Linked DNA regions of Homo sapiens: region 1 is linked to region 2. A link is a contact called in ENCODE Hi-C data. All regions are on one chromosome and are shown on one strand. The core of a region is the stretch at or near the end of the contact, and the rest is flanking DNA. Distances in the headings are between cores, read along the strand shown. Region 1 overlaps MARCHF3 (membrane associated ring-CH-type finger 3). Region 2 overlaps GRAMD2B (GRAM domain containing 2B).

The links. Hi-C counts contacts between places; a loop is a spot of excess contacts on that map. Pooled maps may share reads with other maps.
Region 1: a loop to region 2 is called in a pooled map, with 15 times the contacts of the local background. The contact joins two enhancer-like sites. A Hi-C loop is called at or near these places in 2 of 37 single-sample maps with no recorded cell type and 9 of 50 pooled maps.

Annotation. Positions count from the first base shown.
Region 1 is chr5:126,986,292-126,989,561 of GRCh38, forward strand. All of the region lies in intron 1 of MARCHF3 (membrane associated ring-CH-type finger 3), which reads right to left. Among named protein-coding and RNA genes, the nearest start is that of MARCHF3, 43 kb to the right of the region's middle. RefSeq lists enhancers at 1,856-1,935, 1,946-2,125. Within about 2 kb of position 1,965, at least 7 of the 41 ENCODE cell types and tissues checked have a DNase peak (open chromatin) inside an H3K27ac peak, as active enhancers do.
Region 2 is chr5:126,444,650-126,448,208 of GRCh38, forward strand. The region is part of intron 1 of GRAMD2B (GRAM domain containing 2B); the gene reads left to right. Among named protein-coding and RNA genes, the nearest start is that of GRAMD2B, 23 kb to the left of the region's middle. RefSeq lists an enhancer at 177-1,376. Within about 2 kb of position 2,027, at least 10 of the 41 ENCODE cell types and tissues checked have a DNase peak (open chromatin) inside an H3K27ac peak, as active enhancers do.

The DNA of each region.
Region 1 (3,270 bases), core at 715-3,214, 540 kb after region 2:
GCAGGGAGTTAAATACCCACAATTAAAGCATTCAAAATCTCTAAGTATCATATTAACTTATGCCTTTATTATACAAAGCTAAATAATTTTTTGAAAATGTAAGCAATTTTTTGAGCATCTAATTTAGACAAAGTATTGCTCAAGGTAATGTGAATAAACCCTTTAAAAATCGTAGTTTATTATTTTAAAATTAAACTCACAGTATGAAGATTTTAAAAAATATTTCACATTGGATGAACTTACTTCCAAATAAATAGGAAAACAGTTTCATTTAAATAGGTCAGAGTAAATAACATGAATATATAAAAAACTCTAAATAAGTACAATGAGATAGATACCCAAAAATGAACACTGATGAAACTGTCTAGAGTAATATGTAAGGCAAATAAATTTGAGCTAAATCATATGCCTTTTCTCTTTTTTAACCTTAAGAAGACTGCTGACCTTCGTTGACATGCCAGTGTTTGGGAGAGGCACCTGTATGAAAAACTGGGTTCTCTTTAACAAATAAACTTTGATTCTCTGGACTCTAAGAGAATAATACTAAAAGGAAAAAGACATGAGAGTGATGCAATTGGGAGATGAACATCATGAAAAGAAAATTTCAACAAATTTCTGGAGGCCAGGAAGAAGATGGCAAATAGAATAGAATGTATGACAGTTTTATGTGTCAACTTGGCTAGGCTATGGTGGCCAGTTGTTTGGTCAAACACTAGTCTATATGTTGCTGTGAGGGTATTTGTGGATGTGATGAACAGTTACAATCATCTGAATTTAAGTCAATCAGATTACCCTCCATCATATGGGTAGGCCTCATCTAATCAGCTGAAGGCCATAAGGGCAAAAACTGAGCTTTCTTGGAGAAGAAGGAATTCTGCCTCAAGATTGTAACATAGAAAATGAGGAGTTATTCATTAGTGGGTATAAAGTTTCAGTCAAACAAGATGAATATGCCCTAGAAATCCACTGTCATTCTTGTCTTGACATTATCAAGAATAATACAGGGTGTACTTAAACATTTGATACGAGGGTAAATCTCAAGTTTTGTTCTTACCACAGAAAAAAAGAAAGAAAATAAAAAAGACTGTAACATAGAATTCCTGCCTGAGTTTCCAGTCTGCTGGCCTGTGCTATGAATTTGGGACTCAAGACTGCAACATCAACTCTTAACTGAATTTCTGGCATGTCTGCCTGCCCCATGGGTTTTGGACTTCCCAGCCCCCACGACTGCGTGAGCCAATTCCTTAAAACAAATATTTCTCTGTCTTTCTTTCACCCCTCTGCCACTTCCCCATCCCCCAACCCCCACTATGGAGAACCCTACCTGATACAAAGCAAGAATGAAAGAGTCTAGAATATATTGGAGAAAACTTCAGGAAAGTCAGAGGGTGGGAGTGAGCTGTCCAGCAACATGCCAACAAAACCCCAGGCCCACTGGGAAGCTGCAACAGAGACTGGGATTTCAAGTCCGGGTGGAGAAGAGAGAAGTGAACTGAAGTCTGCCTAAGGGACACTGTGGGTACCCCTCACTCTCCTCCCCTACTCCCTGCCTTAGGTCCATGCACTGCACTAGAAACCCATGATTTTACTTGGGGGCCAAATATCAGAGGACTCTTGATCTATAAAGAAATTGAAAAACTGCCTGGATATAGTAGATAACATTAACATTACGGGAAGCCGCATGAGGGACATACAGAAACTCTGTATTATTTTAGTAACTTGTCTCTACGTCTAAAATTAGTTCAAAATAAAAAGTTAAAAAAAACTGTCTAGAAAGAACTAGGAGGGCCAGATTATATGCAAACACTCTAGAGTAAAGCACACCCCGCCCCCGTCAAATCCCCAGGTATTTAAATCCTTTGAATCCCCTTACCACACACACATAAACTCCTGACTAAAATCCAGCCCATTCTCAGTCTTGATCTGAAAGTGAAACTTCCAGGAGACAAGCCCCCCACCCAACATCAAGGTTCCATGCAGATTTCCTATTCATAGGCAGCAATAACAGGAAACCGGATCTACATATATAAGAGCAGGGGAAACCCACACCATCTGTGAAGAAAAATAAAACTCAGCCCCTTGCTCTTAAATACAGATGGATAACCAAAGTTCACCACTCATATCTAAAAACAAAACAGAAACACCAAAGAGAAAAGCCAAGTAATTAAACATGGCCCCTGACTCCTGAAGACACAGACAATTCAGACCACATAAGAGAAGTTTAAAAGAGAACTCATGCTCTGTTTTCACAGGGATTATTAACATCTTGATCTAACAGACAGGAGAGTCAAGATTTAACTACATAAATTGGGACAAGAAATTGAGGTTTAAAACTATTATTTTAAGGTACAAAGATTATCACTAGAAAAGTTAAAATAATAACTATCAGTTGAGGAAGGGAGAAGGATTATGAACAAATAGCAAAAAGGCAAGAGTATAAGCTTATTATTATTATTACTACTATTACATCAGGCAAGTAAACTACTATTACATCAGTGAGCATCTATTACCACAGAGACATGTTGTCCTTGGAAGGGAACCATGGCTTTTCATTATAAGCATTTCTGTGCTATTTTATTTCTTAACCTATATATATACTATTTTCACAAAAACTTTAAAAGGGAATAAAGAAAAGATGTTTCTTCAAAAATATCCTCTCATGGATGAAAGAGGAGATTTTTAAATGTAGTTAACTCCCACTGGCATCAACAACACACTTCATTGAAGAAAAAATGTCTACAATAGGACTAGGCTGAGGTGGGAGGATCACTTGAAGCCAGGAGTTTGAGACCAGCCTGAGCAACATAGTGAGACCCCATCTCTACAAAAATTAAAAAATTAGCAGAGTATCCTCGTGCACACCTGTACTCCCAGCTACTCAGGAAGCTGAGGTGGGAGGATTGCTTGAGCCTAGGTGTTTAAGCCTGCAGTCGGCTATGATCGCACCACTGCACTTCAGCCTGGGTGACAGAGAGAGACCCTGTCTCTAGAATACTACTACTACTACTACTACTAGTACTACTACTACTACTACTACTACTACTACTAATAATAATAATAATATTAGGACTAAAGAGAACCATTTCAAATGTAGGTTTAGAGGCTAAAGCAGTAAGACAATTTGGAAATTTCTACACTAACCACTTTGTTAGAAAGCAAAGGAAGTTTTTTTAAAGAAGAAAATTAAGCAACAATTTAGTTTCCCCTCCCCCTCCCCAGATGCCATGAATCTTGTTCGTGTCTAAGTGCTGGTGCAATGTAAATCTAAGT
Region 2 (3,559 bases), core at 777-3,276:
GGATGTTCATATGAAAACCCAGACAATCTTTTCTTTTCTTCTCCTCTTCAACTTTTATTTGTAGTTCCAGGGTATATGTGCAGGATGTGCAGGTTTGTTACATAGGTAGACGGGTGCCATGGTGGTTTGCTGCACAGATCAACCCATTGCCTAGGTATTAAGTCCAGCATCCATTAGCTATTCTTCCTGGTGCTCTCCCTCCCACCTCTCCTGACAGGGCTTAGTGTGTGTTGTTCCCCTCCCTGTGTGCATGTGTTCTCATCGTTCAACCTCCACTTAAGAGTGAGAACATACGGTGTTTGATTTTCTTTTCCTGCATTAGTTGGCCGAGAATGATGGCTTCCAGCTCCATCCATGTTCCTGCAAAGGACATGATCTCAGTCTTTTTTATGGATGCGTAGTATTCCATGGTGTATATTTACCACATTTTCTTTATCCACTCTATAATTGATGGGCATTTGGGTTGATTCCATGACTTTGCTATTGTGAATAATGCTGCAGTGAACATACTTGTGCCTGTATCTTTATAACAGAATGATTTCTGTTCCTTTGGGTACATACCCAGTAATGGGATTACTGGGTCAAATGGTATTTTTGCCTCTGGGTCTTTAAGGAATTGCCACACTCTCTTCCACAATAATTGAACTAATTTACACTCCCACCAACAATGTAAAAGTGTTCCTTTTTCTCTGCAGCCTTGCCAGCATCTGTTTTTTCTTCACTTTTTAATAATCGCCATTCACTGGTGTGAGATGGTATCTCATTGTGGTTTTGATTTGTATTTCTCTAATGATCAGTGATGTTGAGCTTTTTTTCATATGAAAAATCCAGACAATCTTGAGGGCCAGCACAGCCTGAGGACTTGCTGACACAAAGTATTGACGGGCCAGAGGAAGTGGGCAGCCTGGATATCACATCACCCCATGTCTGCTGCTGCTCAGGTTTCTCTCACTGTCTCTTGGGTATGTGGTGGGGAGTGGGGGGTGAGGAGGGGGTGGGAGGGCAGATTAAAGAGAAGCAGCTGCAGCCTGAGGCACAGACAGGATGCAGAGTGACTCCATCATCCCACCTAGAGTCATGGACACCACCCACTTTGATACATTCTGTTCACAACCATAATTCCTTTCATGCTGATTCGTGTCATTGGGAATCTCTCTTCTTCAGCTTCAAGAGAGCCGAATCTGACTCAGGTGTTGAGATTGGGGAATGGCATTTCCATTTCTTCCTCTCTCCAGTATAGCCAGAGCAGGAAGGGCAAGAGAAAAGGGGTCCTGGTACCTGGTGATGTCAAAGTAGGCAGCTCCTACTGCTGTGCTAGCAAGAGCCATGTGGACTAGTGTGAGAACAGGAACTCTCCCAAGTCCCCTACTGGGTAACCAGATACCCAACAGTGTGCCTAGAGATGCTTTAGTCCACTCCAATCCTAAATACTACTACATTGTGCTAATAGTTTCCCTGAAAAACAGCCATATTTCACTCATTTTTTTAAAAATCAATTACAATTTTTAGCCTTAAGGTTTGATATTGGTATTGTGTTTATTTTTTCAAAGAATCTTTATCTTGTAGAGTTATACACTGCAATAGTTACAGATGAAAAGATAGTGTGGTCTGGGATTTGTCTCAAAACCAGTAGGAGGTAGGAGTGGTGGGCTACAGGTATATAGATGAAACAAGATTGCCTTGTTTATACTATTCTATCTACTTTGTACCTGTTTTCTATGTTATAAAATGTTCATAGTAAGTGGTTTAAACTTCAAAAATCATTTCTGAAAATAAGTGGATACCCTTATTTACTCAGCTGTGCTATAAATTTCATATTAACCCCCCAAAACTAGACCAGTCTGAGTGTTTCTAATAAAATCCAGCAGTAACCGTGACTGATTTTAAAACATTCACTGCTTCTCTTATCTACAATGCCTAGCTTCATTAGTCATGTAGAAAATGTTTACATTCCCCAAGCTTTTAAAAATTAAAAAAAAAAAAAAAAAAAACCTATGTGTTCTCAATTTGAGTAAGGTGTGACGGAGAGCAGCTCTGTGACACAGGCTGAGGGAGGAGGATTTGGTGTGGAGGCGAGGAAACTGGGGCCCTTACTAAGACACTGAAATATGATAAACATCCTTATGAAGATGCCACTCCCAGAAACTGGGACTTGAGCTACTCTTAGGAAGCCACAGACCATGGAATACAGATTCTTCTCCTGGAAACTTCTCCATTTCCAAGAAGGCATAAAATGAAGGAAAGCAATCCTCTTTCCTTTCCGTTTCTTGGAATCTAATATCTAAGCATTACCCTTTACACTCTAGCAAAGTAAAGCAAACTAAGGCATGACGGCCCCTCCCAGCAGTAATTATGAGATCATTTGGCCTCAGTAACTAGGCAGACTCCACTACCTTTCACCTAGTTTCGTGGGAAGAAATGGTAAAGCTCCCTCGATGGAAATGTTCCTTCTTTCGCCATAACCTTCACAGGATCCATCTGTCTAATCTTTGTCTGAAGGAATTGGAAGGGCAGGCGGTTGCCTCACCAAAAGCACCCTCAGTACTTTAGTCTACTGAATTATGGGGGGTTGTTCCAGAAGAGGATCCAAACCCCAGCAGAAAACTCCTGGCCTTTCCCATGCCAGTTTTCCCAAGCCCAGGAATTCCAAGTGAAGTACATCCATTCCTATTGCTATTTATACTGTCTGGTGTAGCCAAAATGGGCCCTGGGCTAGAAATCAGAAAGCCTAGGCCGGGCGCAGTGGCTCACGCCTGTAATCCCAGCACTTTGGGAGGCCAAGGCGGGCAGATCATGAGGTCAGAAGATTGAGACCATCCTCGATAACACGGTGAAACCCCGTCTCTACTAAAAAAATACAAAAAATTAGCCGGGCGTGGTGGCGGGCGCCTGTAGTCCCAGCTACTCAGGAGGCTGAGGCAGGAGAATGGCGTGAACCCGGGAGGCGGAGCTTGCAGTGAGCCGAGATCGTGCCACTGCACTCCAGCCTGGGCGACAGAGCAAGACTCCGTCTCAAAAAAAGAAAAAAAAAAAAAAAGAAAGAGATCAGAAAGCCTGGCCTTTAGAGCTGATTTAAGGAACATGAAGTCCTTAAGGTAAATGAATTGAACCTTTTTGTGGGGATACAGAGATGTGAAAAGACCAGGATCCTGCCCTCCAGAGGCATATGGTCAAAGCAGGGCAAAGACAAGTAAACAGTAGCCCATTTATAATTTTTTTTTTTTTTAAAAAATAGTCTCACTCTGTTGCCCAGTTTGGAGCACAGTGTGGCATGATCTCGGCTTACTGCAACCTCCGCCTCCCAGGTTCAAGCAATTCTTCTGCCTCAGCCTCCCAAGTAGGTGGGATTACAGGCATGCACCACCACATCCAGCTAATTTTTGTATTTTTTAGTAGAGAGAGGGTTTCACTGAGCAGGCTGGTCTCAAACTCCTGACCTCAAGTAACCCACCCGCCTCAGCCTCCCAAAGTGCTGGGATTACAAGTGTGAGCCACAGCACCTGACCCCATTTATAATTTTTAAATAAACCACATACTAAAGTGATACAGTTGCCATGAC